3 separate regions of the Mus musculus genome follow, and all the other regions are linked to region 1. A link is a loop called in an ENCODE intact Hi-C map of the cell type or tissue named here. Cell type or tissue: heart. All regions are shown on one strand. Region 1 holds the start of Gna11 (guanine nucleotide binding protein, alpha 11). Region 2 holds the start of Gm48552 (predicted gene, 48552). Region 3 holds the start of Gm16104 (predicted gene 16104).

What was found. Hi-C counts contacts between places; a loop is a spot of excess contacts. Peaks named below come from ENCODE experiments on the same cell type or tissue, not always from the same donor. Only the 100,000 strongest peaks of a DNase experiment are listed, where the experiment ranks them.
Region 2: it touches region 1 in a loop (2.7-fold over the local background); 12 of 42 quality-filtered maps call a loop at or near these places.
Region 3: it touches region 1 in a loop (3.0-fold over the local background); 8 of 42 quality-filtered maps call a loop at or near these places.

The regions. Positions count from the first base shown.
Region 1 is chr10:81,541,500-81,549,499 of GRCm38, forward strand. Gna11 (guanine nucleotide binding protein, alpha 11) reads right to left here and starts at 3,663. Exons shown (of 7, transcript NM_010301.4): 1 at 3,293-3,663. The coding sequence starts at 3,428. In heart, no CTCF peak of the experiment used is centred here; DNase peaks (open chromatin) are centred at 462, 1,415, 2,372, 3,732 and 1 weaker place; H3K4me3 peaks cover 3,465 bases; H3K27ac peaks cover 3,932 bases.
Region 2 is chr10:81,386,047-81,394,046 of GRCm38, forward strand. Dohh (deoxyhypusine hydroxylase/monooxygenase) reads left to right here. Exons shown (of 5, transcript NM_133964.3): 2 at 1; 3 at 367-443; 4 at 1,194-1,434; 5 at 1,661-2,306. The coding sequence ends at 1,977. It overlaps Gm48552 (predicted gene, 48552), which reads left to right and starts at 4,271. Exons shown (of 2, transcript NM_001384181.1): 1 at 4,271-4,538; 2 at 4,743-5,509. The coding sequence starts at 4,337. The coding sequence ends at 4,948. It overlaps Smim24 (small integral membrane protein 24), which reads left to right and starts at 7,018. Exons shown (of 4, transcript NM_001099917.1): 1 at 7,018-7,113; 2 at 7,738-7,849. The coding sequence starts at 7,047. Gm48551 (predicted gene, 48551) reads left to right here. Exons shown (of 6, transcript NR_168929.1): 2 at 1; 3 at 367-443; 4 at 1,194-1,434; 5 at 4,313-4,538; 6 at 4,743-5,509. It also overlaps Mir6913. In heart, a CTCF peak has its summit at 3,939 (motif pointing right); DNase peaks (open chromatin) are centred at 3,495, 3,945, 4,595, 7,565 and 5 weaker places; H3K4me3 peaks cover 1,302 bases; H3K27ac peaks cover 2,092 bases.
Region 3 is chr10:81,405,089-81,413,088 of GRCm38, forward strand. It overlaps Nfic (nuclear factor I/C), which reads right to left. Exons shown (of 10, transcript NM_008688.3): 3 at 4,523-4,594; 4 at 3,247-3,321; 5 at 3,018-3,141; 6 at 2,467-2,591; 7 at 1,001-1,126. It overlaps Gm16104 (predicted gene 16104), which reads left to right and starts at 4,487. Exons shown (of 2, transcript NR_152732.1): 1 at 4,487-4,677; 2 at 6,282-6,491. In heart, CTCF peaks have their summits at 914 (motif pointing left), 2,710 and 3,876 (motif pointing right); DNase peaks (open chromatin) are centred at 2,643, 3,993, 6,153, 6,673 and 9 weaker places; H3K4me3 peaks cover 5,550 bases; H3K27ac peaks cover 7,113 bases; H3K27me3 peaks cover 1,016 bases.

The sequences.
Region 1 (8,000 bases):
TGGAGAGGAAGAAGCAAGCCCATGCAGGTCACCACGGCTACAGCCACCTCAGATAGGCCTCGCCACAGAGTGGGGACAGCACTGCACTCGTGGAACCCCCAAGTCCTTAGAGATACAACCTGTCCCCTCTTTTGGAGACAGGGTCTCATGCTGCCCAGGATAGTCTTGAACTCCCTATGTAGTTGAGATGATCTTGAACTCTGGATCTTCCTGCCTGCACTCTAAACACCTAAACACCTGGTTTGTGTGGCGCTGGGGATAGATATGTCTTTCTGGGAATCAGTTCAAGGATCTCACGGGGGAGGGGCAGCGCATCCTTGGCCTCCTGGGATGGCCTGAAGCCACCAGGATCTGGAGACAGAAGCAGTAAGTAGAGATCCAGCTGAGGCCTTCTTCCCAGGGCAGAAGTCAGGCCCAACCCTTGGGCCACCCCCGCCGGATCCCCGGCCTTTGGCCGCCCAGCCCACGGCTCGGGACAGGAAGCTGGGAGCCAACCTCCTGCTTTATTTAGAAAGCTGGGCCCAGCCCTGCCCGGCCTCCGGGACAGGGATTTCTAAGCGAAAGTTCTGGGTGGCTGGCTCCCCAGTGACAGCACTGCTCTGCCCCAGCCTGGAGCCACACAGGGAAGCAGAGGTCCCTAGGGTCTGCAGAGTCTGAGGCCATAGGAACCTCTGAACAGCCTGATTAAGTGTGGAACTGGAAGCCCTGTTGGCCACAGGGTCGCTCCTGGTAGTCTCATGCCCATCACTGCTCACCACCAGAGCCACCTAAGTGTCCCAGGACAAGCCTGGAGCGTGTCACCCTCCAGTGGGGAGGTGCACACAGTTCCGTGTGGCTTCAGTTCTGAGAACTTGCACTGGCCACCAATTAGTTTTGCAAGTTACTTTATATCAGGTACCACCATGCACAACTCCAGGGGGGTGCCTCAGCCTAGGTACACTGAGTGATGTCTAGGGATGCAGCTCACTACCCTGCAGTGACCAGGACGCCCACCCCAAGAACAAGCCTGCAGTCAATGCTCTGCCTGGCTGAACAATCTCCCCAGGCCACACAGGGACTGGAAGAACAGGAGGAGGATATAAAACCCACTCCCAGACTGTTTGCCACAGATGCACACCAGGTATGACGATGGCGGCTTCAAACCTGGGGAAAGAGGTCAGAGTCCTGCACACAGAGAGGAGCTCTTTCCAAAAGGACCACTCGGGGAATGGGGCAGGGGGACCCTGCCTGCTCCAGAGGGCAGGGCTCCAGAAGAGCAATCCCTGCCCTGCTTCCACCTCAGGCGGTAGGGCACAGGGTCTCCACCCTCCAGACAGCTGATGTAAAATCAGGGACAGCCAATCAATGAGGCAGCCTGCAGGAGGGTGGAGCAGGTCTCACCGAACCCCCACCCCCAATACCTGGGACAAAGAGACTGCTAGAGAACCAAGGTCATGGTCACCTCCTCCGGGAAGCCCTCACAGCAAGACCCTGAGCAGTGCCCAATGCTCACTCCCGTCCTCCCTTTACCCTTCTGCTCTTGTAAAGCAAATCCCAGACTCTACAACGGGCGCAGGACCCTTCTGTGGGAAGGGTGTGACTGCAGACACAGGTGCCCTGAGGGCACAGGTGGCAGTTAAGAACCAAATTGCCTTGGGTAGAGGCAAGGTGCTGTGTGCAGGTCAATGCAGAGTCCTTCAGCTGCTGGTCAGCTTAGCCAGGCCATAGCACAGAGGGCCAGGGAGCACTCCTGAATCCGAGGGGACTTCAAGGCCAGCTTTGGGGACAGGACAGAGCTGGGATGACACACTATTGGGCTCAGCCAACCAATGTCATCTTTACCTGGCAGCTGCTGACCCCCTGCAGAGGTGGGCTAGGGCCATACTGTGGCCCCCATATGACTACCCTGGGGCCACTGCTGTTTGCTCTGGGCTGCTCTGTCCTCTTCTTATCCCATCCTTCCTGGAAAGCTGCATAGAGCTTTGAGGGAATCCCACCATGCTGGAGAAAAGTAACCAAGGCTCCATGACCCTGAGAACCACACAGGCCACAGCAACAGAAGACAGCGTGTACTCCTACCTGACATCTCTCATGGGACAATTGGAGTATCACTGCCCTCCACCCCTCCTAGTCAAAGGCTCCCCACAGTCCTTTCCTCAGGTTCTCCAAGGCCACCCTTTGTCCTGGGTCCCCATTCTTGAACTGCATGTAGCTCATCTGGGATCTGGGAGGGGCAGGCAGAGCTCCCCAGTCTGTTTTGTAAACCCCCACAGGGCCCAGGCTACCCTGTCCTCATTTTGGGCTCTTATTTGGGGTGACAACAAGAGGACCTGGGCTCCCTGGCTCCCAGCAACAGGTGGGCCTTGAGGAGTCAGAACCCCAGGAAGTGACAGACACACATTGAGCTTCCCTGGGGTGGGTGGGGTGTGGAGAGGACAAGACTGGACCCCCAGGAGGCAGGACAGGGCCAGGGAGGCTGCAAGGCTGACTGCTGTCAACCTACTGGGTTCCGGCACAACAGAAGCCCAAAGAAGAAAAGCCACCCACTCCAATGTGGAGGAATTCAGAGGATCTATGGAAAAGAGAGGGAGACTGAGGAGTACCCACGAAAGCAACAAGCCAGAAGCAAAGCAGGACCATTTGGGTGTATAGTCCTTGGAGGTAGAGAGGAGGGTGCAACCCTTTGGGAACTGTCTTGGGGAGTCTGTAATCCAAAGGGGCATCATGAGAGCAAGACAGCTTACAGGGCTCACCGGAGGCTATGTGGGGACAATGGAAAGGAGAGAGCCTACTTGGTGCGGCAGGGCCAAGGGCCACCTCCGTGCAAGAATTCTCAGGAGCGACAGAAAGCAAGTCTCCCAGGGTCCTGGGGCCCAATGTGGCCAGCAGATGCAAAATCTCACCACAGATATCAGAGGCAGGAGGCTGACCCCGAATGAATCTAAGGCCTGGATAACAGAAAGGCTGGCCACAAAGGGTCGCACAGGCTGAGCCCAGGGGACCACACGGGAGAAGCTGGCCACCACAGGCCCAAGCCACCTGCACTGCTCAGGGTGCAGCGATCCCGGAAGGGCTGACCGCTGCAGGGCAGCGCTGACTAGTTGCCCCGAGGACATCCGAGGTGGCCCGACAGGCCGTGGGCAGCGGTCTGAAGGGGTCGCACCCGACTGTCACCGCGCGCTACTCGCCGGGGACCAGAGACCGCGGCGGCTGCAGCACCCTGCGCGCGCGGAGACCCCGGCAAGGCCCGGATGCCCCGTGCACCCACCCGGTCCCCGTGACAGAGGTCCCACGGCACGGGCACGCAGCTCACCAAGTAGCAGCAGCTTGAGCTCGCGCCGGGCGTCGCGCTTGTCCCGCCGCAGCTGTTTCTCGATCTCCGCGTTGATGCGCTTCGACTCCTTCACCTCGTCGCTCAGGCAACACGCCATCATGGACTCCAGAGTCATCGTCGCGGTCCTCCGGCTGCCGCCGGCCCGGCCCTACCTCTTCCCGGTTCCCCGAAGGCCACGGCCCGGCCCCAGAGGCGCGTCCACCGTCCGCGCCGTGCAGCGCAGCCGCCGCCGCCGCCGCTACCCGCAGCCGTCGCCACCGAGCGCCGGCGCCCGAGGACCTGAAGCGCTGCCACGGGCCCCGGGACGGGCAGGCGGCGCGGCCAATGGGAGGGGCCGCACGGCTGCGCGCGCGCGCGCGCCGCAGGGACAGGACTTTAGGATCGCCTGGGGGCGGGGCCTCGCCGCTCGGGGGCGGGGTCTGGAGGGCGCAGCGCAAGCGCGCGTGGGGTTGCGTCGACGTGGGAAGGGGTTGAACGGTTCGCGGCTGGGCGCGGACGCCGAGGATTGTGGGAATGGGGAGGACTCGGAAGCCCGAGCTCGGTTCCTTTCGGGAGGCGAAGCGAGGCTCGGCTCGGGGAGGCGCCGCTCGGCTACACTCGGCTCCTCTCGGCTCGGGCAGGCGCCGCTCGGCTGCGCTCGGCTTCTCTCGGCTCCCCGAGGCTGTGCTGAGAGCGCCAAGAGAGAGGCTGCAGTTCTCTGGAGCGAGGCCGTCACCGCCTGCGGATGTGAGAAAACGCCCTGACCGGCTCGCTCATCCATTCCTAAGCAGGCCTATCGTGTGCCAGGCAGAAATTCATGCCCTACTGTGTACAGTACATTCATGCAGCACTCGTTAAATACCACACAGGTCACAAGTATGAACACAATGCTTGCTGTAGAGTATACACTGATGCGGCAGCCTGTGGTAGCTCAGGCATTAATATCACATCTACTGTATACCAAGCCTTAAGGAAACACGCATATGTAACTGCCACATTCAATATAGGGTATACAAACCAAGTGTTTTTCACATATACAACGTATGCCAAATATGAATGCTGTGCCTGCCGTATACCACATATTGTATATAGCTCCTACTGTGTACTATGTGCTGATGCAGCACAGTACCTCCTATTAATATGCTGCCTGATTTCATATATATATGTGTGTGTATATATATATATATACATATATACATATGTCATATATGTGTGTATATGTACATATGTGTGTATATATACATACACATATATGTATATATGTATATGTGTGTATATATATACACACGCACACACACACACACATACATACATATATACTGTCAACCAGGCTTACTGGCAGGTGAAGAATAAGCATTATTAACAGTCTGCCTGCTGTATACCAAGCACCAATTTACGCTGTTGTTGTGCATGTGAACGCCCATGAATGTGGTTTGCATGTGCTGGAGTGGAACCCACCCCACCCCCGCCCCCCGCATGTACCAGGCAGGTAAGTTCCCTGTTGGTGGGTCAATCTGAGTCCCCCAAGTGTAAACTAACTCACAAACCTGAGAAGTGTTTTCTACCTTCCAGAAAGAGGCATGCGTACCCAGTCAGCACTCAATCAGGGCATGTGTCAATAATAAGAGACTACAAAGAACTTGAAAGTCAGGCCTGTGCTGCATGCGTTCCTGTCCCAGTCCCTGCCTGATTGCCCAGCCTTGAGATAAGACGGCAAGGGGAGGGTCAAAGTCTTCATTTACTAGCTGATTGGGGTTGTGGGGAGATTATTCCTCTGAAACTCTCCTATCAGGGCCTCTGTCCCCACCCCAGGAGTTCATGGCCCAGACAAGGGGCTCCCGGGTGGCCCAATGTGGTCAAAGTTCCTCTTGCAGCTCATAGGCGCAACCCCTTGAGCCTTGACCATCCCAGTGCTGGAATGACAGGCATATGCCATGATGCCTGTTCACATTTATCTTTGTGTGCATACATAGTTTCCTTTTCTTAAAATAATTTAATCTTATTTTACATGCACTGATGTTTTCCTTGCCTGTGAGGGTGTCACATCTCTGGAGCTGGAGTTACAGGTGGCTGTGAACCCCCAGTGGATACTGGGAACCAAACCTGGGTCCTCTGCAGGAACAGCAAGTACGGTACCACTGGGCCATACTACCCTCCAGCCCCTGTGAGCTGTTCTGTTTGGATTCATGGGTTAGGGATCATCACCTGGTAAATTGTCGGCAAAAAAGGGTTCCAAGCAGCCAGGCCTTGGCGCACGCCTTTAATTCCAGCACCTTGGAGGCAGAGGCAGTTGGATCTCTCGTGAGGTTCAAGGTGGTCTGGTCTACAGAGTGAGTTTCAGGACAGCCAGGGGCACACAGAGAAACCCTGTCAAAAGGGGCAGCAGGGTGGAGCTGAGGGGAGTACTCCGCTCCTAAGAGGACTTTCTAGGCAAGCATGAGGACCTGAGTTCAAACACAACACCCACTGATGGCTGCACACACCGGTGACCCCACCTCATCCCCACACTGAGGTGGAGACAGATAAATCCAGGTACTCATGGCCTAGCAGACTGGCGCAGGGCAAAGAGGCAGAGGGCCATGGTGGAGGATACCCAATGGCCAGTGTGCGTCCACGGGGGTGAGCACACCCAAGGCCATGTGCAGGTACCACCGAGGAAGGACAGACTGAGGCTCTGTAAACCAGACTGGCCCGGACTGCAGCTTCCTCCTGCCTCACCCAGTTTGGGGTTGGTGATTCCTGTGCTCCGAACTGACCCAGGATAACTCTTGTTCTCAATGACGGTGACACCCATGGTGGCTCAGGTCTCTTTTTTTCTTCTCCAACATAATTTTTCTTATTATTTGGGGAGTTCATATCATGAACCCTGATCATACTCACTTCCCAACCCTCCCAGGTCTACCCCCAACCTTGTGAGCCCCACCCCAAAAAAAGAAAAATTTAAAAACCCACAAGTCCAGTTTGTGTTGCCTGTATAATGTGCACTGGAGCATGGTCACATTCCCTGGGGCCAGCCCTTAGAGGAACTGAGTCCTTCCCGACCTGTATCCTGCCAGGACTCACTTGGGATACATCCTTTTTTTTTTGGTTTTTCAAGACAGGGTTTCTCTGTGTAGTCCTGGCTGTCCTGGAACTCACTTTGTAGACCAGGCTGGCCTCGAACTCAGAAATTCACCTGCCTCTGCCTCCCCAGTGCTGGGATTAAAGGCGTGTGCCACCACGCCCAGCCTTTCTTTCTTTCTTTCTTTCTTTCTTTCTTTCTCTTTCTTTCTTTCTTTCTTTCTTTCTTTCTTTCTTTCTTTTTGTTTTTTTGTTTTGTTGTTTTTTCGAGACAGGGTTTCTCTGTGTAGCCCTGGCTGTCCTGGGACTCACTTTGTAGACCAGGCTGGCCTCGAACTCAGAAATCCACCTGCCTCTGCCTCCCAAGTGCTGGGATTAAAGGCATATGCCACCACTACCTGGCATCCTTAACAATTCTTTAGAGATCTGTTGAATGGCTGTCTGTCTAGGGTGTTACTTTTGTGGGTAGAATGGGAGCAGGGTTTGTCCAGAAGCCTTCCATGTACCTTCCCCTCAACTGTGCACCAGTGCTACACAAGTAGCCTTTGCAGTTGGGAGTACAGAACATGGACTTCCATGTGGTCTCCAACGTCAGCTAGTGCCACAGACATCTGTGTGGCCCTCAGTGATGACACCTGGTAGCTCAGCTTGGGAAGCTGAGACGGGTAAGTCTCTGAGTTCAAGAATAGCCTAAGCTAGTGCGTTCCAGGGCAGTCATAGTGAGACCCTGCCTGTGGAAGAGAGAGAGAGAGAGAGAAAGAGAGAGAGAGAGAGAGAGAGAGAGAGAGAGAGAGAGAGAGAGGAAAGAGGAAGGAAGGAAGGAAGGAAGGAAGGAAGGAAGGAAGGAAGGAAGGAAGGAAGGAAAGAAGGAAAGAAAGAAAGAAAGCCCAAAAAGCTTAGCCCTATGGTACAAGCCTATCATCCCAGCAACTGGGATCCTGAGAAAAGAGGATTACAAGTTTGAGCAGAGCAGGAGAAATTAGAAGTTACCCTGTGGTGTTAGTGAGCCTGAGTTTCAAAATAAAGAGCACTGGGGATTATCACCAACACCAGAGGGAAACTGAGGCCTGAGCAGAGGCAGAGGCCTGAGAGTACACCCCCACCTAGAGACCTAGGCCCTAGAGACAAAGTCTGGCTGCCACACCCTGCAGCCGCCTAGCTGTTCCCTTCTTTCTCAGCCTTGGCCTGTGAACCCCAGGGATGGAAGGTTTATGGGTCCATATTGGGCTGGGGACAAGGCCACTCCCCGTTTCAGAGCCTGGACAAAGGTACGGATACCACAGAGGCCTTGGAAAGTTCTCAAGAATGTACTGGGTGGGGAAACCCAAGACCTTCAGACAGCCTGGAGAGGACCACACCCCCCCAACCTGTGCCCAGCCCTGAAGAGCTGTCCTCGACCTCAGCCACTTTTGACATGTGGAGCTATCACCTAGGAGTCCCAGAGGGCAGGCTTTCCCCGTCCTGCCAGAATTAAAGCATCTTTAGTTCTCTCCTTTACTTTTACGGTTTTTTTTTTCCTTTTTAAAAAAATCTCAAGACAAGATCTCACTATACAGCCCAGGCTGGTCTGGAACTCACAGTGATTCTCCTGCCTCTGCCTCTCAAGTGTTGAGATGACCACCTTGAGCCACATGTCTGGCTATGGCTC
Region 2 (8,000 bases), 160 kb before region 1:
GGTGAGGAAGGGCAGCCCAGTGCTGTGTTCAGCTCTGTCCCTGGGGCACAGATGGGTGCCGCACAGGGCTATGGACAGCGCACGGGGGTGGTCTCCCCAGCAGAGATTTTGCTTCTGAGTTGGGACCTATGCCAACCTGTTCTTCAGGGACTTGGAATGCTGTCCCTCTGCCCAAAGTCTAGTGATGACTTGTCACTCCACCCAGGGGCACTGGCTGGGGTGGGTGGCTTTAGACCCGGCGGGCCAACTTCTTGAGTTAAGGATTCGGATTGACCAGCTCAGAGGCTGTTGGCCCAGCTGTGACCTGGGAGACCAGTCAGGTGTTGGGCATCAAGCAAGCTCCTCTCTACTGATTTGTCTCCTCAGGGGAAGCCCTGGGGGCGATTGGTAACCCGGAAGTTCTAGGCCTCCTGAAGCAGTATTCTACGGACCCAGTGGTTGAGGTGAGGAGACTCTGACTGGCCCATCTCTGCCAGGACAAGCTCTATAGGCCACATCTGGTTACTAGGGCAACCTCCTGGAAAAGGAAACTCTCGAGATGGGGGGAGGGGCACCTGTAGGGTCTCCCACAGCTCTGGGTCCCCAGCTTTGAGAATTCTACCCTTGTCTGTTCACTGTCGAAACCTATGACCTATATGGTCCTTCCCCTTGCTCATACTGTACCCACAAATCTACTTTCTACCCCTGGATCCCCCTGTTCTGTACATTCCTGTCACGGAGTCTGCATTGTGTAGTCTTCGATGTCTGTGGCTCACTGAGCACCATGTTCCAAAGGTTGGTCCATGCTGTGTTGTCAGAGCCTTGCTCCTATTCATGGCTGAGTAATACTCCAGTGTGTAAGGGTGCACTGTGCAGGTCCATCTATTATTGCACCTGTGGCTGCTGGGCTCACCTCTGATCTCTGGCTTTGTCCTAGCATGTGGGTCTCAGGCATGAGTCTGTCCTCTGCCTGCCTTCCTGCTTCTCATACCCCTTGCTTTTCCTGTGATGACCAACCCCAGGGCCTTTGCACAGATTGCTCTGTGTTCCCCCAGGTCTCCACCAGTCCCCAGTGCCGGCTCTTTGGTCTATGTCCAACCTGAAGCTACTCTGCTTGGCTCAGCCATAAGTCTAGGAGAGTGGTGATTGGGCAAGACATGCGCCCCATGTCCCTGTTATCAGGACCCATAGCTGCCTCTTTCTGCTACTTATAGGTGGCTGAAACGTGCCAGCTCGCCGTTGGTCGTCTAGAGTGGCTACAGCAGCACCCGGGGGAGGCCACATGTGCAGGACCCTACCTCTCAGTGGACCCAGCACCCCCTGCAGCAGAGCAGGATGTGGGGAGGCTGCGGGAGGCCCTGCTGGATGAGGCACGGCCACTCTTTGAGCGATACCGTGCCATGTTTGCCCTGCGCAACGTGGGTGGCAAGGAGGCTGCCTTGGCCCTGGCTGAAGGTGAGGCTGGAGCATATCCCTGGACCTGGGTGATCTCTTGTGCAGCCTGAGGGGCAGCTGTCCCAGGGCCACCTTCTCCCCATCCAGGTGCCCCACACAAACCCTGGGGACTTTACCTGGCTGCCTAACCATAGTGGTCTTGGTGTGTCCCTTCCTTGGGACCCTATGTGCCCACTGTTTCCTGCCCAGCTCTCCTTACCCTGTTTCCTCGGCCCTTACCTTGCAGGCCTGCAGTGTGGCAGTGCGCTCTTCCGCCACGAGGTGGGCTATGTGCTGGGTCAGCTGCAGCACGAGGCAGCCGTGCCCGGGCTGGCAGCCACATTGGCGCGGACCACTGAGAGTCCCATGGTGCGGCACGAGTGCGCAGAGGCCCTGGGTGCCATCGCCAGACCTGCCTGCCTGGCTGCATTGCGAGAGCACATTGAGGACCCTGAGCAGGTGGTGCGGGAGAGCTGCGAGGTGGCCCTGGACATGTATGAGTATGAGAGCAGCCAGGATTTCCAGTATGCAGACGGGCTGGAGCGCCTGCGGCCACCACCCTAACCTAGCGCCTGGCTGCCTGCCCTGGGGCTGCCTCCTCTGCTGCTGCCCTGGCCCCGGCCATGTGTGCTGTGCCTCACATCCAGATTTAGGGAGCAGAGCAGCTGAGGGGCCCTGTGTCCCACTCGCCTCACCTCCTTGCTGGGTGCTGTCTGCTCTGTGGTTCTGTGTCTCCCATGCCCTCCACCAGCAGAGGTGGCAGTGCAGACGCTTGCAGGGTTGGGAAAGTTGTGGGGGCAAGGGTGTGTGGGGTACACCTCCCATCTGGGTCAAGCAGGGAGTACAAGCCAGCCCCAGCGTGCTGCATGAATAAAATAAGTTATTTTTCACAAGTGCTGGCTCCTGCTGTGTGGGGACAGTCATGTGGCCTTTGGGGGGTCACAGAAGAAGGTGTTTAGTGGTACAGCTACAAGTCCATACTGTGGGTTCCCATCAGGCTCCCATAATTCCATGCTGGCTGGGGCACCCACTTCCCTGGACGCCATTCACCTCTGTAAATGTTGACACAGAACGTAGCAGCCCACAGCCATCTGTTCCAGCTTCCAAGACCTGGAACTCAGGTGTCATACCCATGCACATGTCACCTGGCAGGTGACCCCTGCCCTCCCCTGCCTTGTGTGCTCTTCCCCAGGAAGGGGGTGTGGGCTCTGGATTGTTCCAAAGTAAGTGTGATTTGTGTCCTTGCTGCCATGTTTGCTGAGCCGAGAGGCCAGAGGCTGGCGTGGGCAACTCCCAGGTTTTGTTTACTTATTTGAAGCATCAACTCTCGCTGAGCCTGGAGCTTGCTGAGTCAGCTGGGCAGTAGCATTACTAGGGGTCATCCTCCTGTTTCAGTCCCCTCAATGCTGGAGTTACAGTTGTGGCCACCATGCCTGGCTTTTCCATAGATCTCGGGGATATGAATTCAGGTCCTCACAGTTGCATGATGAGAACCTTAGCCTGAGTTAGCCCCCAGTCCTATGTGTGTTCTTTAGACATGTGAGCCCAGGTCCTGTGCAAGAGCATCCAGTGCTCTGACCAATGAACTAACTCTTGGTCTTTGTTCCTCTCCAGGCTGGGTTTCATGTAGCCCAGTCTGGCCTTGAACTCCAACCTGAAGTATAGCAGAGGGTGAGTCTTGGTCTCCCTCGATGCCTGTGATAGGAGGTGGGAATCATGTCCAGGGTTGGTTTTTGGTTTTGTTTTAAATCAGAGGGTGCAATGTTAGTTGAAGGCAGCCAAATTCATGGCAATCTTGCCTCAGTCTCCTGGGTGCCACTCTTCCTGGCTGGTCACTTTGTATTCAGCACAGAGAGGTTGCCAAGTCTCTTCACTTGAGTTTTCACTCTAGATTCAAATTCCTTACCTCCCATTTCTCCCCATCATAGCTTAAACTTAGGCCACCATGCCTGGCCACTGTGTCCCAGGAACTGCCCATGGGAGCCCTCCTGAAAACCAAGTTACAGAGGCCTTCCTTCCCTTCCCTGATGCCATCTGACCTGGCCATCTTCCTTCTCCAAGCACCACCCTCACGTGACCCCTCCTTGACCCCTGGCTTTGCTCTTTCTTAGCCTGGCCGGCTGCCTAGTTCTCTTTCCAACTCCAGTCCTCTGTCTTTGTTCCTCCTCTGCCTGATACTCTTTGAGCATGAAACATGTTACAGACTGCAAAGACCACTATCTGGTGCCCATCCCAGCTGCAGTGCTCTGCTGCCCCTGAATGCTGGGCTTTTACCGGATGACTGCACACTTGAAGCCAGTGGCTTTGTACATGGACTTAGTGGTCCTGTGATGACCAGCCCCTTGCTATAAGGAAATCTACCCTACCAGAGCTGGGATAGTCACAGCATGGAACTCTCAGAACTGGAATTTGAACCCTGTCTCTCACAGAGTGCTAGGTTTCCCCCTTCTAGAACCTCCCAGCAAGAAGCCATTGTACCCACTTACTCCCACCGTCTACACACTGTCCTCCCCCACAGTGGCCGCCAGAGGACGCCCGTGAGCAGAGTATTTTTCTGCCTGTAGCTACCCGTGGGTTCCACCCTGCCCTGTCCACCCTGCACAGTCCCCATTCTGACCCCTCATTGCTCAGTCGGCCACAGTGGCATGAGCCCCACCCCCCCCACCCCCCACATGCTCACCGAGAGTACCAGGCTCCCGACTGCCCAAGAGCTTTGCACAGGGGAGCCCTCTGCCTACCCTGCTCAGAGAACTCTGCCTTTGAAGGTCCTGGGGTCAATGTGGATGTGCACGTCACTTCTGGTGAGGGGAACACTGATCCGGACAGATGGCCTGGAGGAGCCGTTCTAATCCTTTTAGCTCATTCCCTAATACTCCCGTGTGTGGGTCACCTCCCTCAGGCTCCTGCTGAAGGTGTCTCAGCCATGGCAGGGTCAGTGGATGAAAAAGAGGCCGAGGACTGGAGCCCAGCCCCTCCGATGTATGAGGAATACCGGCCACCCGCGCTGGATGCCATCCGCCTGCCTCGCTATGCCCTGTATCTGCTGATGGCCGCTATCCTGGTGGTGGCCGTGGCCTATGCCATTGTTGGCCACCTCATCAAAGATCTAGCTCATGACCTGGCTGGTGAGCCACTTTCCTGCCTAATCCATCCTGGGCTGGGGTCACAGGTGGCATGGGATGGAGCTCCGGTCTAGGCCAGGGTCGGCCCAAGGGTGGTCGTGGCCAGATCAAACTATGGCATGGGCGTGGCCAAGGTCAGGGGGAGCAGTGGGCTTGGTCAGGGTTTCCGCGGCCAGTCACGACCTCACCAGCCACTTGTCCCTGCAGACTGGGCCTTTGGCCCTAAGCCTGACCAGGAGGAGGAAGGTTCCCGGGAGCTGCGGGCCAGCTTGGCTGCAGAGGACCTGGAAGAACTAGATCTTCAGCTGGCCCTGGCCTGGCGTGGGGAGGATGACCCTGCCCGTGCTCCTCGCCGCACCTCCATTGCCTTCAAGGACCCGCCGGTGCAAACCAACTTTTGGAGGCTGGACTGACCTGGAGGAGTGGCATGTGTGACACTGGTGGGCCTGGCAGTTCCCTCTGCCTCAGTTGGACCACCTGTGTATGTGACAACATAGGGTTTGGCCAGGCTGAAACTCAAAACTCCCCTCCTGGGCTGGAGTGCTCTGATTGCAGACTCCACTTACACTTTATTGACTTGGAGACAGGTTCTCCATGTAGCCTAGGCAAGCCTTGAACTTGATACATAGCAGAGGACAACCTTGAACTCCTGATCCTCCAGTCACCATCTCCTGAACGCTGGGATGACAGATCTGGGCTTCTGTGATACTGAGGAGAGCCCAGGGTCTCCTCCAAGGCTGTGCCAGCCCGAGGCCCTGACAGCTTCCTTTCTTCCTTCCTTCCTTTCTTTCCCTCTTTCTTTCTCTTTTGGTTTTTCAAGACAGGGTTTCTCTGCGTAACAGCCCTGGCTGTCCTGGAACTCAGAGCCATCACCTGCAACATTTTTTCCTATGGATAATTCCTTACACAGTGTTTGCTGAGAGGAGAAAAGAGTGAGGCCAAATTCACATATAAATTAAAAGCCTATCTGACTATCCAAGTGCCATGACCTTTTTGTCTCAGCCCTGTCCCACACGTTCTCACAAAACCCTCCTGGGTGCTGTCGATGAGCCCAGTAGCACAGACTGGAAACTGAGGCAGGCCACTGAGAAATGTCTGGGTGAAGGTCCCTCAGCTTATTGTCACACACAGCACGGAGTAACCAAGCTGTCATCCTCAGCATTCAAGAGGCTGAGGCAGGAGGATGGCACATTCCAGGCCAGCCTGGACTAGGGAGCATAAGGAACCATGTGTGGTAGGTCCTCTCCACAGGGCTTCCCCCACCTCAGCTGGTGGGCATGTCAGTCTGGGCTCCTGACATCCCACCTGGGCTCAGATCTCTCAGCTCAGGACTCCATGAGTATACAGTAGGAGCTTAATATAGATAGGCATGCCTGGTTGGGTTCCTGGTGACATCTTTAATCCCAACACTCAGGAGGCAGAGGCAGGAGAATCTCTCTGAGTTCGAGAGTCTACAAAGTTAGGTTCCAGGACAGCCAGGGTTACCGTGTCTCAAAAAACCAAAATCAGGAAAAAAAAGCCAAACCCTTTTTCCAAACTGTGTGAGACCTGCCTCAAGCTTGGTATGTAGATGAGGATGACCTGGAATTCTTCATTCTCCTGCCTCCACCTCTGAATGCTGAGATGACAGGCATGTATCATCCCACCTCGTTTCTGGGGTGCTGGGGATGGAACCCAGGGCCTCATGCAAGCTGGGAGACTGCTCTGCCTCTGAGCTACAGCCCAGCACACAGTTTTATTTCTGAGACAGTGTCTTGCTCTGGAGGTCAGATAAGGCCTAGACCTAACCATCCTCCTGTCTCAGGCCTCTGTTGTGTGGGAATGACGGGCACATGAGGACATCAGTGCCCCGTTTCCTTGCTGTCTCCTGCACGTGCGCAGGCTGTGGCTGCACCCGTGACACTTCTGGGTGGGGTCCTCCTTTGCCCAGGTGAGGCTTGATATCTAATCAGCTTGAGGCCCAAGGTTGAGGGCAGAAGCCTGTGCCCTGTCTTTGTATGTTGAGATGTCTGGATGCTCTGCAGGCAGGTGTCTCTGCCATTGCTTTGAGGGTCCCCCTTCTAGGAACGTGGTGCTCCCTGCCTCCTTTGCAGCCTGGTGCTCACAGAGCTGCCAACCCCACTGGGCTGACCTACTAGACACAAAGTTGCCAGGCTTGTCCCAGCCACCAAGCCTGACTGCCACACTTGGTTGTGTGCACGTGACAGCGTGGACGTCCCATCTGTGCAGCCTGACTTCTTACAGAGGACTCTAAGGACCTGTCCCTGGGGCTGCTGGTCTCCAGGGAGGGGTGCAAGGTGCGGGGGAAGGGACAGTCTAGGTTAATATTAAACTAGCCGCAGACTCTGCCCTCCAAAGATGCAGGGGTCTGATGCCAAGCAGGCATGGGAGGCTGGGCCACAGACGGCAGGTTCCCCACCCCGCCCCGCCCAATCACTGTCTTAACCCCACCCGAGCCCTGTGCAGCTCACACCTGCAGCTGAACGTCGGCCCATATCCAGTGTGCTGGCCATGGACACCTTGGGCAGGCTGCTGCTGCTGGCTACACTGTTCCTGACACCCGCTGAGGCCCAGCAGGGTAGGACTAGGGTGTGGAGCCCGCGCTGGGTGGGTGTTAGGAACTGGGGCAGGGGCTCTTCAGCATCTCATTTCCCATTAGGAGAAACTAAGGCAAGGCAGGAAGAGGAAGTGAAGAGGGCACTGGTGGGGACGAGTGCTCTCCAATGACTCCTTCTGCCCTGTCTCTGATCTAACATCCTTCTCCCCTCTCAACGCTGTAAGCTAAGGCCACTGCCCTTTTCCAGCTGGTCCTCTCAGCTCCTTCAAGGCCTCTCTGAGCTATCCCCCCCCCTCGCCGCCCCCACTTCCCCCGCCTCCTCAACTACTTTATCTAAAAGCCTCACCCCTTAGAAGCCCAGCTTCTCCGGGAGGCGCGGACCTCCTTTACAACCTCTGCCCCCTAAGCCCCTGGCAGCTCCTAGTCTTGGACGTTCTTCCTGATTCCCACCTCTTTACGCCTTTTCTAAGCCCCGCCCTCCAAGACCCGCCTCTTTCCGTTAACGTCTTCCCCTCTCTCCCGCAGACCCCTCTGCTCCCAACAGACCCTTCTTTTTCCCTCTCGCAGAACCCACTTCCCCTGCAGGCTCCCCTTCCCCCTGCAGACCCTTCGTTTTTTGTGTCTGACTTGTCTTGTCCTTTGCAGCCTCAGAGCGCCGCCTGAAGCCTTGGCTAGTAGGCCTGGCTGCAGTAGTGGGCTTCCTGTTTATAGTCTTCATCCTCATGCTGGCCAATCGTGTCTGGTGCGCCAAAGGCAGGTGAGGACCTGCCCCTGTCCCACGCAGGGCCTCCTTGACCTCCCCGCCCTTCTGTGCTCCCTCCCAGGGTCAGCCTGGAGGTCATCTTGCTTTGCTGCCCTGTTGATCCCTTCTGATTCTTGGCGTTCATGACCTCAGTTGGGGATACTGA
Region 3 (8,000 bases), 140 kb before region 1:
GATGCCATAGTGGTCCCCAGCAGAGCAGATGGCTGGTGGGTGAGTGCAGCTCTGTGCCTCACAGGCCCTTTCCACAAAGAGCCAGGCAGTAAACCATGAAAAAGGACACACACACACACACACACACACACACACACACACAAAAGAAAATACAGGGGCTGGCAAGATGGCTCAGCAGTTAAGAGCACTGACTGCTCTTCCGAAGGACCTGGGTTCAAATCCCAGCAACTACATGGTGGCTCACAACCATCTGTAATGGGATCTGATGCCCTCTTCTTGTGTGTCTGAAGACAGCTACAGTGTACTTACATACAATAAATAAATAAATCTTTTTAAAAAATAAGAAAATACAGAGCCTGGGTGTAGTCTACAGAGCTTTCCTCAGTACACAGGAGCCTGTGGCAGGAGGATTGCCATGAGTTCAAGGCCAGCCTGAGCTACAAAGTGAGGTGTTGCCTGATTACAACTAAATGTCCAATAGTCTCCACTACCTTCACATTATGCTGTGACATCTGCTCTACCCCTCCCAGGCCTCCAATGAATCCACTTCCTGTCTCTCCAGTGTCCCTACACACACACTTCCCGTCACAGAGCATACTTGAAATACAACCTACAGGCCCTCCACACTGTGGGATGTCAGAGCCTTGCTCCTGTTCACAGCTGTGTAATATCCCAGTGTCATCAGGCATCACTAAGTCCTCTCTCCACAGTGGCCGCCCACCCCTTCCCAGTCCTGCGGTAGATGGTCACATGATCGTGTCTCTCCCCTTGCTGGGCTCTATCAGGATCACAGAGTATGGCTAACCTGGCATGCAGAGATCTGAAATTAATGAAGTAGCTGCTTGGAATCAGGTGCTAAACAATCCTTCTATTTCACTCTACAGGTGACACTTGGCGCCCCCTACAGGTTGCATCACCAAAGGGCAGGCCGTGCTCAGAAACCTGCAGCCCTTTCGTGGCTGTGCTGGTGACAGTTGCGCCTCCCACAGGTGACACTCACCACTGTGTACCGCGATGACCGGCCTGTGGTGTTGTGTGAAGCTGGAGAGCCGGGGGGAGTCCTGGGGGGACGGGCTGTTGAATGGAGATTTGTCCATCTCTGTCTTCTTCACCGGGGATGAGATGCCTGTGGGGAGGGGACCCAAGTCTCCATCTCTGAAGGGCAGCAAGTGATGCCACACATACCCCCCAAGCCCAAGGCTGTACATGGGAATGGGTGGGGGGAGACACTCAGAATGTCCTCCAGTGGCTCAGGAGAGGGCACAGTAGATAATACACAGCCACAGACAGGAGCAAGGCCCTGACATGTCTTCACGGCAGGTTCCTTCTATTTTCAGAGACTTTTCTCTGTTCCCTCGGGGACTGATGCTGGGGCTGACCACAGTCAGATGCTTGTCCCCTACCTCACTGGCTCAGACTAGTCTCCAACTCATTGCAATCCTCTTGCCCCAGCTGCTCAAGTGCTGGGATACCAACTACAGTCTGCTCTCACCACCCTCATGTCAGCAAACACACATCACAGGTTGAGGGGGGAAAGACAACTGTGGACACCTGCCTCCCTTGGGGGTGACACGGGAAGCAGACTACAAGGGATGAGGTCAGAGTCTCTAGGAGCAGCACCCAATGTGGCCGCAGGGCCCCACTGTCCCTGTCAGTCCTCCTGACCTCCCCAGTCAGACGTCTTATCCACGGTCCCCCAGGGCAGCATCAGCTCACACCCCTTCCTGTCTAGACTGTCCCCATTACAGGCTCATTAGGGCTACTAAGTGGATTAGGGCAGCCTGTCTATGTCCAGCCTTTGGCGCCGGGGCCTGCCAGTGCCAGGCGAGGTCCCCACACCCCCCATGTGCCCCACCCCCACCAGCCAGGCCTCAGTTTCTCCCAGCTACATCCTAGCCTGTGGAGAGCTCTGGACCCTCCCATCCCTGCCCTAGACATTGACTGGAACCAGAGACTCTGCTCCCCTGGCTGTGGGGGGGAGGGTGTCTCACAGCGCTGCAGGGACCAAGCTGGGGTTTGTGGGCGACTAGACCCCTCCCCACCTACGACTCCACCCCTCCCCACCCGCGGTGCTTCAAGAATGGCCTTGGGGTGTTGCAAATGTGGAAACGGAGGCTTCAGAGGCTGGCGTGACCAAGAGGCTGCCAGGCTGGGCTCGATGACTCCTGTGGGCTGCAATCTCAGGGGTGCGCAGATGAGGTCCTGAGATGCCCAGGGGGGCACCTGGAACCAAAAGCTGTGGGAACGCCGAGTTTCCGGACTTGGCTACCGGACGAGGTATACAATTCCCAGGAGACCCTGCGACTCGGACCTGCTTCTTACTTATGGCACCTGCAGTGTTCGGGCTGGAATATCTAGTTTACAGTAAGGTAACACACGGCTGGACTACAACTCCCTGGAGGCCCTGCAATGTTAGCTTAGCTCCTGCCACGGGTGCGTGGGTCCTAACTGTGCCTCTGGTCTTACCTCCTTCTATGTCTTCCGTCCAGTTGCGGCTGCTACTCGTGGGTGAGTTGGGCGACGTGTAGTAGTCGCCGCCGGGGCTCGTGTCCACGTCCTCTTCCATCGAGCCCGACTTGTGCCGCTTGCTCCTGGAGGGGGCGGAGATAACAGTCCGGTGGTTACCACGGAGATGGTGGAGGAGTTGGCTAACTTCCCATTTGTAGGGTGAGTCATCACAGGACCGCATCCTGTCAATTACCCTTTGCTAGAGACACCGGGACAGAAGCGAGAGGGCACCCCAGTGTCTTTGCAGGCTGTCATATGGGAAACACATCACATGATCAGCTCTCTGTCCCACAAATCTCAGGAGAAATTTGTTGGACTCAGTGGCCTACCAGGGCTCGGGGAGAGGGCACTAATTAACTAAGTTTTGATGGATAAATAGTTTATCCGCCCACTTGTAAAGTAAAAACAGGTGTTGCAGACAGAACAGTAAGTCAGCTAAAGTGAGAAGGGGAGGGGACAGTGGGGGAGCTGAGACCAGATGTACCCAGCAGGGTAACCTTGGCACCTACCCACTGGAGGAGGTGCTGGGTAGAGTCCTTCTCATGCCGGCGCTGGCCGGGTTCAGGTCATATGCCAGGTGACCCTGCAGCTCTCCCAGTGAGAAGTTGGGTCCGGTTCCGGTCACCACAGGTGCTGGAGAAGGAGATGGATCCCATGAGGGGGCAGGGCGGAGTCCCGTAGCCCCATGTGACCAACCCAAACCCTGAAAATGGAGGGGTTGAGGATGGGGACACTCACTCCGAGACACTTGGATCAGCTCCGTGACACTGAACACACCTGACGTGACAAAGCTCTCCTGGAAGTCTGTGGTGTCTGGAAAGAGCACAGAGTCAGAGGTCAGCCGAGATGGCCACCTCCTTTCTCCATAGTGTCCCTGCAGCAAGGGTAACGGCTCACGAGGGGCCTGCAACCCCTTACCCTATCTGAGCCCTGATGGTCACATGACATCTGCACTCACGCTCAGCGGTCACGTGGATGATCCGTCCCCCTCACTGGCAGCAAGTGTTTTTTACCCACCAGTCCGTTGGGATCTGCGCTCTATGCTGTGGTGGGGACGTGGTGTGAGTGCCACAGGGCTGGAAGTAGCTACGACGGAGAACTACACAGCCATGAAGCATAACGGACTTGGGAGATAGGTCTGTGGGGATGGTCGTTCTTGTGGATATAGACTTGGTATGAGCGAAGAGTCTGTAACTACATAGTTGGCTTCATTGTGGGTGGGAGCTGGGGCGGGCTGGACCCAACTACTGCAAGTGAGACGCCATGGCACGGACAGTACAAGGTCCAGGCGTGTAATCGCAGTCACCAGGGCTGAGCCAGCAGCAGGGAGCACACAAGGCAGAGCAGCAGTGGGACCGGCCCCCAGGGGGCAGCACCGTCCACATGCACTGAGCACCGCCCTTGTGGCTGGGGTGGCCCTGCTGTGCCCAATGGAAGTGTCCCACCCGTTTCCTGCTGACCCAAATGGTGGCGGAAGGGGGGGGATTTCCTGTTTGTACAGCGCCCACCAGGCCCATGTCCAGAGGCAAGGGAGTCCTGAGCACTGGGATCCTCCCTTGGGGCCCCACCTTCTTCCAGTCTGGTTGAAAGGGAAGAGGCAGGAAGAGGCCCAGGAGGACCCAGGGTCATGGCCGGGGTCACTAGCCTCCTGGCACTGCAGGGCTCAGGGCCTTGTCTCTCCCTTCTGAGCCCAGTAAAAGGCTTCATGCACTTCTCTCATCTTCCCTCCCCTCCCTCAAAAAACCTGTGTTGGCAGCAAAGGCCCATGATGTAAGGAAAGTGCTGTCCAATCACCAGAGAGATGTGAGCAAAGCCCCCCACCCCCAGGAAACAGGACCCCTCCCGCCCCGCAATGGGGGGCTCCACCCTGACCACGCCCCCTAACTGGGGTATTCTAGGCAGGGCTCCACCCTGGCCATGCCTCTTTTCCCCCCACTGCTTCGACACTCCCACTATTTAGTTCAGGCTACCCTTTTGAGTCATAATCCTCCTGCCTCAGCTCTAGCTGACTCACCCAGCGTTATGGGCTTGCTGTCCTCCTGGTCTGAGCCCACACCTGTCCGGGGGCTGCTGCTCTGCTCCGCATCTGCCAAGAGAGGAGGGGACAATTAGTGACACTACAGGGACGTCTGATCCTAGTTCTGCCATTTCTGTGCTGTGTGGCCTTTGGTAAGTGACTCCTTTGGGCATCAGCTGTCTGCCTATATTATGGGGGGAGGGGGGGAGGCTGAAGACAATAGAGATATCCTGGAGGCCTCTGGGACCCTTTCCTCCTTGACTCCCCCCCACCCCCATCCCATGCTTCTATCATGAGGAAGGGCCTCATGTAGTACAGGTTGGCTCCAAACTCCTGCTTGCTCTCCCCACCTTTAGTGCTGGGGTAGTACATGTGGTGGTGGGGCTTCTGTAGAGGGACCTAAGGAGCCTCCAGGCTCAGTGTCAAGGGTCACTCTGGCTCCCCCTCCTGCACTCTTCCCTCCATTTTATGTAAAAATAATTCCCTCCCTGACAGACAGTGACCTGCTGTGGTGTGTGTGTGTGTTAGACAGTGAGTGAGTGGAGGAGCAAGGAGGAGGGAAGGATACAGCCTGACCCTGAGCCTCAGTTTCCCCTAGCAGGGGCACAAAGGATTAGTAGGACTGCCCGGCTGCAGGATTGTGGGACAGTTCCAGCTCCTGTGCTCCTGCATGCGGCCTCAGATACAGGGGAAATGCCCACTAAAAACTCACCCTAAATCCCAAGGTCACCATAGTAAGTGGGGCCCAGAGGTCAGGGGTTCATTCATAGAATCTCTCCTAAAATTTTGAAAGTGAACCATGGTCGCATGCATGCTGGGAAAGCACTATACACCCTGACCCTCTCTCCTCCTTGACCCTCCTCCCTGACCCTCCTCCCATGCACAACTCCTCCCCTGACCACACCCCAATAAGACTAGGTGGCCCTGGCTGGCAGGTGTGGCTTCCTGACTGAGTTGGCTCCCTCGCTTTCCCAGTCCACTCTGCTCATGTGCAGCCCACGGTTTCGCCTCCCCAACAGGATGTGGGCACTGTGGCCACTGCCCTGTCCTTCCCCAGTAGCTGGGGACTCTAGTGGGAAGGACACAGGAGACCAGGGTCTGTGAGGGAATATGAGAGTGGCCAGCAGTGAGGGACATATGGGGACTCCAGAGCAGCTTATCTTCCACAGCTGTGACTTGACTGTCATTTCTCAGGGCCTCCAGGGCCATCATGTGACACTGATGGGCCTGGCCATGGCAGGTATGTTAGGGATGGCCATGTTACCATGCACCCCATTCCTTCGTGGGTCACTAAAGGTCTAAAGATAGGAACTCTGCACTCAAGATGCAGGAAGGAAGGGGTAACATGATGCATGGAGTACTACGCATCTGGGAGTAGGAAGGAGGCCATTGGAGCTCATCACTGGGGAGGGAATCCTTTGTCCAGCCTGCGTCCGTCCTCCCTGCAGCCCAGCTGCTTCTGCCAGCTGCTGGAGCACAAGCTCCTTCCTGTCCAGGGACCTTTGTAAGGTGCTCCCTTTTTCCCAGCATGCCACGGTGCAGGATCAGGAAGCTTGGAAATCCCCTTCCTCCTCCCACGCACATCTGGTTGAGTTCCAACCTGCTAGGGACCCTGATCCCCTGACCCACCCTGTGCCTCTGTCTCTGCGAGTCTGGCATAAGAATGTGCTCTGTTCATTCCCCACACATCCGACGCCTTGTCCCAGGAACCCACAACCAAATGCCACGGGGTTCCTAATCGTGGATTTCTTCCCAGCAAATCTGCAGGAGACACAGCGTGACGGCTGGACTGGAGGTGGCCTTTCCTGAAGACGGCACAGGCAGATAGTGACACAAACGGTCACCCTTGACCCACCCACAGAAGCTAACATCAGCCTGGCTGTGCTGTGTGCCTTCAGGAAGAGCACTTGACAGTGCTTAAAACTCCCGCCAATCCACTGTTGCATAAATAAAAGTGGGGCCAAACAGATGGACACAGCAGACATGCGGGGAGCCCTGGGTATGCAGAGGCGGGGCTGAACTCCCCATCTGGCTGGTGCTTTCCAGCTACAGCAGGCCTGGGCCAGAGCCAACTCATTTTGCTGGCCAAGTCCTCCCAGGGGTCCTCCTGGCCACCGACAACCCCACCCAACCTCCCCGTGGCCCGTGCTCTGGCTGGTGGCCGAGCCTAGGGGCCCCAAGGGGATGTCCAGGTCTGGTTACTCCGTGCTATGGCTGGGGAGACACATGGAGGCGCAGGGCTGGTGGACAGGCCACATGGCCAGTGACATCACTAACTGGGCAGCCATTTCCTCGGGGTTCCAGATGCTGCCGTGGCCTGGGCGGCCATTTTGTGGCTGGGGAGGGCCAGCTGGTACAGGCAGGAACACAGTGCCAATACCTCCCCAAGTGGGGGGGGGCGTGGCGTGGCAGGAAAGGGATCCCTGTCCAGGGATGGTGACCTGCTCAGCAGCCTCTGGGCATAAGCAGAAGGTGCCAAGCTGGGGCATGGGGCCAGGTGGTCAGGGTGGGGGATGGGGCCAGGTGGCCATGGCCACCCTTGACCTGGCAGTGACACCAAGTCCCTGTCACCCGGGTGGCTCCTGGGCTTTGAGAGTGGAGGTTAAAAATACCAGGCAGACCCTGGTCCTTTCCAAAGTCAAATGTGTCACCCGCCAGCGGGAAGAGCTGAAAATAACCTGTGTTTACACTCAGCAGAGTCTTGGCTTCCCCGCCCCACCCCCCTTTCTTGGCCAGTCCCAGGACTCCCATCTGTGGCTGCAAGAGGGACAGCCAGGCCAAAGCCATGCAGGGGGATCTCAGGGGTCCTCTCACCTCCCCTTCCCTGTCATGTCCTCAAGGCACGTGAGATGAGAGGTTAGCAGCCTGGGCTGGGAGATGGGGAAGGACAGGCCCTGTGCTGGGTGGCTCCGGGCCAGCAGGGCCATCTCGGAACCAGCTACAGACTCAGGGTGACCCTCCCCATCGTCGTGCCATGGTTTCCCATGCTGGAAGAAGACACCATCGCAAGGACCCATTTACCCTCTTCCACAGAGGGTGCTCAGTGCTCGCTGCTGCATTATGGGTGGACATGGAACAGGCCTTCTACAAACACAGGGCTAGGAAACCTGGAAAAAGGTTGGATTCACAGGGAAACCACGAAGAGTGACAGGATGGAAAGGGGTGGGGCCAGAGAAGCCCCACCTACCCTGCTCTCATATCTGAGAGGACACGAGTGGGGCCTGGATGAATGACTAGGAGTTTGCTAAACCGTACCCCAGCCCCTCACTGGAGGATTATAGACGGAGCTCCACCCTTGACCACGGCCCCAATCCCCTCTCGTGGGGAGGCGGGACTCTTCAGTCCAGGTCAATGCAGACATGCAGTTGGGCTGGCTGACCCTGGGGTCAGTGGGAGCTGGTGGTGGTTGGGGGCCACAGCTGGTAATTCTGAATGATTCCTTTTCTGAGACCCTTTGTGGTTTTCCTTGGGCCTC